2 separate regions of the Homo sapiens genome follow, and region 1 is linked to region 2. The links are chromatin contacts, found by Hi-C or POLR2A ChIA-PET in ENCODE. All regions are on one chromosome and are shown on one strand. Each heading gives the region's core, a stretch centred on a gene start or an enhancer-like site at or near the end of the contact. The rest is flanking DNA. Distances are from core to core; before and after follow the strand shown. Region 1 has its middle 28 kb from the start of CXXC1. Region 2 holds the start of DYM (dymeclin).

What was found. A loop is a pair of places that touch in the nucleus more often than their neighbours do. ChIA-PET counts read pairs that join two places held with the same protein, here RNA polymerase II (POLR2A). Pooled maps may share reads with other maps.
Region 1: a pooled map shows a loop between it and region 2 (3-fold over the local background). The contact joins the enhancer-like site here to the promoter of DYM in region 2. A Hi-C loop is called at or near these places in 5 of 50 pooled maps. POLR2A ChIA-PET finds 5 or more read pairs at or near these places in 2 of 52 experiments (B cell and activated T-cell).

What each region holds. Positions count from the first base shown.
Region 1 is chr18:50,314,255-50,317,578 of GRCh38, reverse strand. No RefSeq gene overlaps it. Among named protein-coding and RNA genes, the nearest start is that of CXXC1, 28 kb to the right of the region's middle. Within about 2 kb of position 2,003, at least 3 of the 41 ENCODE cell types and tissues checked have a DNase peak (open chromatin) inside an H3K27ac peak, as active enhancers do.
Region 2 is chr18:49,459,300-49,462,896 of GRCh38, reverse strand. It overlaps DYM (dymeclin), which reads left to right and starts at 2,252. Exons shown (of 18, transcript NM_001353214.3): 1 at 2,252-2,499. RefSeq lists a silencer at 2,274-2,853.

The sequences.
Region 1 (3,324 bases), core at 754-3,253, 850 kb before region 2:
CTGCTTTCTCAGGTATTACTGCATAAAGTAGTCCATTATACTGAATATTGTTTTGGCTAATATTTCTTTGCCCAGTTTTATTATCTTTTGAATATCAAAATTCTTTTATGTTAAAATGTTAATATCCTCAATATATTTTCTCTGATCTTGATTTATAATTTTCATAATTTTTTCACCTGGCCCTTCTGAGATCTTATGATCTTGATTCTTTTATTTTGTTCAGTTCCACTCTTAGCATGGCAATTTCATTCTGTAATATGTCCTTTTTGTACAATAGATATTTTTCCTTTTCCTTGCCTTCAGAAATCTCAGAATTCTTAACGTTTTAAGTGGATAATTTCTATTTCTTTCTGCTTGCAAAGTGATGGCTGAAAATTTCATTCTGGTAGTTTTAAAAAATGGCCTCAAACTCTTTGAATCCCTTCCCATCAAGAGGTTGGTCTGTTTCTCTTCACCTTGAATGTTCGTGAGTTTCTGACTGCTTTGACCACTGAGTATAGTAGAAGTGATGCTATGTGACTTCCAATGCTAGCTCATAAGAGGCTATACAGCTTTTGACTTGCTCACACATACACACAGTAGCCCTAAGCCGCCATATAAAACTATGACTACTCCAAAGTCACTATGCTGTGATGAAGTCCAATCTACATTGAGAGGCCATATGTAACTCTTGTCATTGACAGCACACACTTTACTGTGTCATTAAAGCACACACTTTACTGGTCATTATAGCACAGGGACCAGACATAAGTGGAGAAGCAACTAGGTGATTCAGGCCTAAGCCATAGGAGTCATGCCCAGCAATTTGTCTTCCCAGATGAAACTTCAGATTTCCAGTGATTTTAGCACTGTTGTCAAAAATCAATTGACCGTAGATGTATGGGTTTATTTCTGGACTCTCAATTTATTCCATTAATCTATATGTCCAGCCTGATGCCATTACCACACTGTTTTGATACATACAGCTTTTTTTTTTTTTTTTTTTTTGAGACAGAGTCTCATTCTGTTGCCCCGGCTGGAGTGGAGTGGTGCGATCTTGGCTCACTACAGTATCCACCTCCCAGGTTCAAGTGATTCTCCTGCCTCAGCCTCCTGAGTAGCTGGGATTACAGGCACCCGCCATCACACTCAGTAGTTTTTTCTATTTTTAGTAGAGATGGGGTTTCACCATGTTGGCCAGGCTGGTCTTGAACTCCTGACCTCAGGTGATCTGCCCACCTCGTCCTCCCAAAGTGCTGGGATTACAGGCATGAGCCACCACACCCGGCCTGCTAGTACTCTTTTTCTGAGTACTCTTTTCCTCTGCCTTCATGAAAATATCTTTCACATCACTAAAAACAAGGCTGTACTCAGGTTTGTATATAAAAGTATTTTCAAATTAATTAATTAATTGAAACATTTATCAAGTGTTGCATCAATTTACTTAATCTTGAGGGTAATTAATTGCTTGAAAGGAATTATGATGTCTAATGTTTGCATAAAGTCTCTCATTATAGGATCTATTCTTGTTATATAATCAGACCCAGCTAAAGAGAAAGAAGGCAATTATCTCAGAAACTCTGCAGGAAACTTATTAAATGGGCTCATACCAATGAGGCAGGGAACTTAACTTCTGTCTTTTGACAATTTCAATGTACCACACAATTTTAATATTGAGACTACAACAGTGAAACGAATAAACTTGTGAAGAAATAAAGCCACCTGTGGGAACAGATATTTCACAAGGTGCAGCAAAAACTGCCTTAAATGAACAAGCAAATGTTGTTGGTACATGTTCTTCTAGAATAATGACATATACCTAAGTGTGAAAAGGCAATGCTGCAGCAAAAATTTGTGTTTCTCTAGTGTTCCTTCCATTCAGGTAATATAGGGGGAGGAGAGAAGGCTTGCTATGATTAGTTGACTCTATTCTTGCCTAACTGCTTAACACAGTATCTCCGTGTGGTGTCCTTGCTTGAGTACACATGTGTGGTTTCCTCCTGCCAATTTCTGAAAGCATTTGTAAGGTTTCAGTAACCTAGCCCTTAATGTACGAAAAATAATGACCAATTACTTACTGAGCTCCACTGAATAAGTCTACTTATTGCAGACTAAGTGTCTACATTCCTTGTCTCTAATTCTGTCATCAATCTTATAAGACAGAGATTCACCCCATATTACAGATGGGGAAACTGAGGTTCAGAAATGTTGCATTATCAGACCAAGGTTCCACATCTGACAAATGGTAAAGTCAGAATTTGAATGGAGGAGTCAGTTTCCCTGGCTCCAGTGCTTGTGTTTCATCTGTGACGTCATGATGCTGCCGCCCAGCTGCACTCCCAGACATCCCCTCGTTTCACAGACTTTTAATGACTCTCAAATAGTCACTCTTAATTTGAATCTTTTCTGTTCATTCTAGATCTTTAATAATTCTGACTTTGAAAAAAGATTAGGTAAATACACAGCTGCACCACACTTGTCCACCATCTGGAAAAAAAATGCCATGCTCTGAGAAATTTTAACGTAAGATTCTTAACACAGAAACACAATTTAATTGACATAATGAACTTCAAGAATAAAAAGATATTTGTGCAAGCTTTAAAGCAAGAAAGAAAAAATATCATGCACAATAGAAAAATCAGGCTAGTCAAAAATTTCTTCACAGCAATATTTCTGCTCAATATTTTACTTGAAAGACTTCAAACTTGCAGAAAAATGGAATACTGCTACTACATAGAACACCAAGATTTACCAACTAATATTTTCCTCATTTGTTTATCTCTATCTATGTATGGATTAATCACTTTTTTATTTTTGTATTCTCATTTTCTTTGAAAATTTTGTTCTCAACCATTTGAAGTTAGGATGCAAATATCACAACACTTCACATTTTTGTTGAAATGTTTCTACTTATGGGAAGATGAAATGTCCAACCCAAACAATGAATGAAAGATATCTTAAATTCTGACTACCTATAATGTGAGCTGGATGCCAGAGAGGCTCAGAGGTAATTGGAAATTAGAGCATTGGCCTCTTATTTAAACAATATAGGTGAATCAATGTAGGAGCTTTATGGTAGGAAATTTCTCCAATATTTAGTAATAAGAGATTTATAAGACTTGAAAGCATGAGTTAATCTATTTGAAGAAAAAGGAGTACATATCTCAGTCAGAATTCCAGCAAAATGTGCAGATAGTATTTAGGGAAAGCAATAAGCAATAGTAGGTTCCCTACAGTTTGCAACACCAGGGAACTATTACTACATCTAGCCTGGAAGGCAATGTTTATGGAAACCTATTGAGAACAGCTGTATGGGAGAGGGCCATCTGAGAGGAGCTGTGAAAT
Region 2 (3,597 bases), core at 1,003-3,502:
CAATATTAAAAAATATTTTGAGTTAGGTTTTCATGCCTGAGTCTCTTTTTTTATTTTTTATTTTTTTGAGACAGAGTCTGGCTCTGTCACCCAGGCTGGAGTACAGGGGTATGATCTCGGCTCGTGGCAACCTCCACCGTCTGGGTTCAAGTGATTCTCCTGCATCAGCCTCCTGAGTAGTTGGGGCTACAGGCGCATGCCTGGCTAATTTTGTATTTTTCGTAGAGACGGGGTTTCGCCATGATGGGCAGGCTGGTCTCAAACTGCTGACCTCAGGTGATCTGCCTGCTTCGGCCTCCCAAAGTGTTGGGATCACAGGCATGAGTCACCACGCCCAGCCCTGAGTCTCTTTTTGCTGTAATTTTAAAATAAAATTGTACATGTACTTCATATTCCTTGCAGAAAAATTAGAAAACATAGGGAAAAACTAATTTTAACCACACAGGATCTCATTACCCAAAGTTGCAATATTGTTAATATTATTTGTCTTTTTTCCAACAGCACATATACATAGGTATTATAAATATTATAGTAAACATATATTACATATGTTATATTAATATATCATTTAATATATTAATATAAATATTATATTAAGTGGCAAAACCACAATTAGTTTTGCACCAACCTAATATAATTCACTTATGAAAATTTGATACTATATATGTTTCCACTCAGTGTATCATGAAAATGTTTTCAAATAAATATGCATCCATAGCATTCTTTACAATGACTGCATAGTAGTGTCTATGGCTTTTTAGTTAGGTAGTTTGGGGTTTTTTTTTTTTTTTGAGACAGTGTCTCGTTCTGTTGCCCAGGGTAGAGTGCAATGGTGAGATTATGGCTCCCTGAAGCCTCAACCTCCCGGGCTCAAGCGATTTTCCCACATCAGCCTCCCGAGTAGCCGGGACCGAGGGTGTGCCAACCACTCCCAGCTAATTTTTGTATTTTTTGTTGAGACAGTGTATCGCTATGTTGCTCAGGCTGGTCCTTCCGAACTCCTGGGCTCAAGTGATCCTCCCACCTTAGCCTCCCAAAGTATTGGGATTACAGGCATAAGCCACAGGGCCCAGTCTACTTTGGGTTTTAATATGTTTTCCTGTCATAATTCTGCAAGCTCAGTGAATTTACTGGCAGTCTATGCTAGAAAAGAATACCTAATATTTGTATAGTACTTTACAGAGTACACTGGCACATATTGACTATATAATGGGAATAACGGTGCTATCTGTTCCATAGGGTCATTTTGCGAAATAATAGTGCATGGCAAATAGAAAATAATCCATAATGTGAATTGTTATTACTACAGTCATGTCAACATTTCCTGTAATGGCAGAATCATCATCATGCATATATTTTAGGTGAGGAAACTGGCTGAGAGAGGTGAAGTAATTGCTCAAAGACGTCAGTGTGGAAACCTCAGCTCATTTGACTTCAAATTCCATAGTTTTGGCACTATCTCATATTGCTACTCTTTCCCGTGGGACCTGTCCTTTCCGACAACTTTGCAGGCAGGGCTAGCCCTGCCAGCTGCCTCCATCAAAAATTATTTTGCTATTTCTCAATTCTCCAGAATCCCACACAATATTGCTTGACTTTGGGATGGTTATTCAGCTGCAATTAACAGAGGCCTTAATAAGGTTAAGCCGCCAGAACGAGCGGTGTAGCATGAGCGAGGACTCTAGCACCTGGCAGGTGAGGTTGACTCTAGCACCCGGCAGGTGAGGTTTTTGCGCTTCTCTCTCTCTCTCTTTTTTTTTTTTTGAGAAGAGTCGAGCTCTGTCGCAAGGCTGGAGTGCAGTGGCCCGATCTCGACTCACTGCAATCTCCGCCTCTCGGGTTCAAACGATTCTCCTGCCTCAGACAGCTACTTTTTGACTCACTGCAATCTCCGCCTCTCGGGTTCAAACGATTATCCTGTCTCAAACAGCTACTTTTTGTATTTTTAGTGGAGACGGGGTTTCACCATGCTGGCCAGGATGGTCTCGATCTCCTGACCTCGTGATCCGTCCACCTCGGCCTCCTAAAGTGCTGGGATTACAGGCGTGAGCCACCGCGCACGGCTGTTTTTGCGCTTCTCGATTTCGCCACGTGGCTTTGCGGTAGCCCAGGAGGTACTAGGAGGGCGGAGGCACGAATAACACCCAAAGGACTACAGTTTCCAGAAGCCCGCGCGCGCCGCGTGCCACGTGACCACCTGGCTGGCGCGCGCGCCTGGGGGTCTGGTCCCTAGCCGCGTTCTCGGTCGCTTCCCTCTTCTCTCGCCGCCTCCTGGCCTCCGCACCGACGCGGCCCGGGCTGGAGCCGAGCCGGGGCCGAGCTGCAGGCCGGACCGGAGCCGGATCTGTACCCGCTGAGACGTGGAAACATGGAGGCCTGAGCCGGTGTGCGCCACCTGGGCTGCGGCGGCGACAGCGACTTCTCCTGACCCCTCTGCCACCCTCCCATCCGTCCGCGGGTCCGTGGAGCTGGAGCAGATCCCCCAGCCGGCTGAGACAGGTGGGCTGTAGCGCCGCCCCCCTCAGCGCGGCCGGGCCCGAAAGCCTGGCTGTCCCCGGCCTCCTGTCAGAGGGGGTCAGGGGCCACCCTCCGCAACCCGGCCAGCGCCCCGGGGCGGCGGCGAAGGGACCCTCCCTTCCCTGCCCGCGGGCGCCTGGGCCACCCGGAGGGGCTGTGCTGACAGCGGACGGACCTCTGTCCGAGTCCGCTGTTGGGAGTTGGGGGATACCGAAGGCCAAGTCGGTGCTTCCGGAGATGGGGCGGTGTTGGTCTGACAAATGGGCGTGTGATGGGCAGGGTGAGCAATAGCTGTTGGGTTTTTCTTTCTTCTTTTTACATTCATAGTTTATCGAGGTATAACTAACATATCAGAAAATTAACCCTTTAAAAGTACAACTCAGTGGTTTTTAGTATATTCACAGGGTTGAGCAGCCATCACCACCCTTAACTCCAGAGCATTTTTAATCACCGCCCCCCCCGCCCCAAAGAAGCTCGTACCCATTAGCAGTCACTCCTCCTTCTCTCCCCTACACTATTGATCTACTTTCAGTCGCCGTGGATTTGCCTGAGCAATTGTGTTTTGACTGAAAAGTGAAAGGGTGGGTGTTTGTGAACTGGGGGCAGTAGTGGGGTTTGAGGGTATTGGTGTGGTAAAGCTGATTGGATAAAGCTGTTCTCTACTGAACAGGGGTAGAGAAGTGATGGGATGATTGTAATCGGCCAGCAAAGCGGGTACCCAGGATAGACTGATTAGGGGGCACAGATGGAGTGAGTTCCTTGAAAGAGGAGAGGGGAAGTTGGAGAGAGGGGTGTGTAGAGCAAGGGTGATGTGCTGAAGGATGAAAACCTGGAGGGTGGAGGCCGTGGAGAGGAATGTAGCGTCCACCAGAGGAACTCAGGTGCTTAGGCTGATGAGTTGAGGGCTCAAGAGAAGAACGAGGTGGAAGGGAAGAGAATCTATAGGAATGGGTGAATGGTTGTTGCAGAGGATGAAATTTATGAATATATGGATTTCTGGAGTGATTATCCTGCTTTGAAGTTTTATTTTAGATAATCCTCTCAGCAACTTGGAGATAGACCGGACAAGTATGAATATTC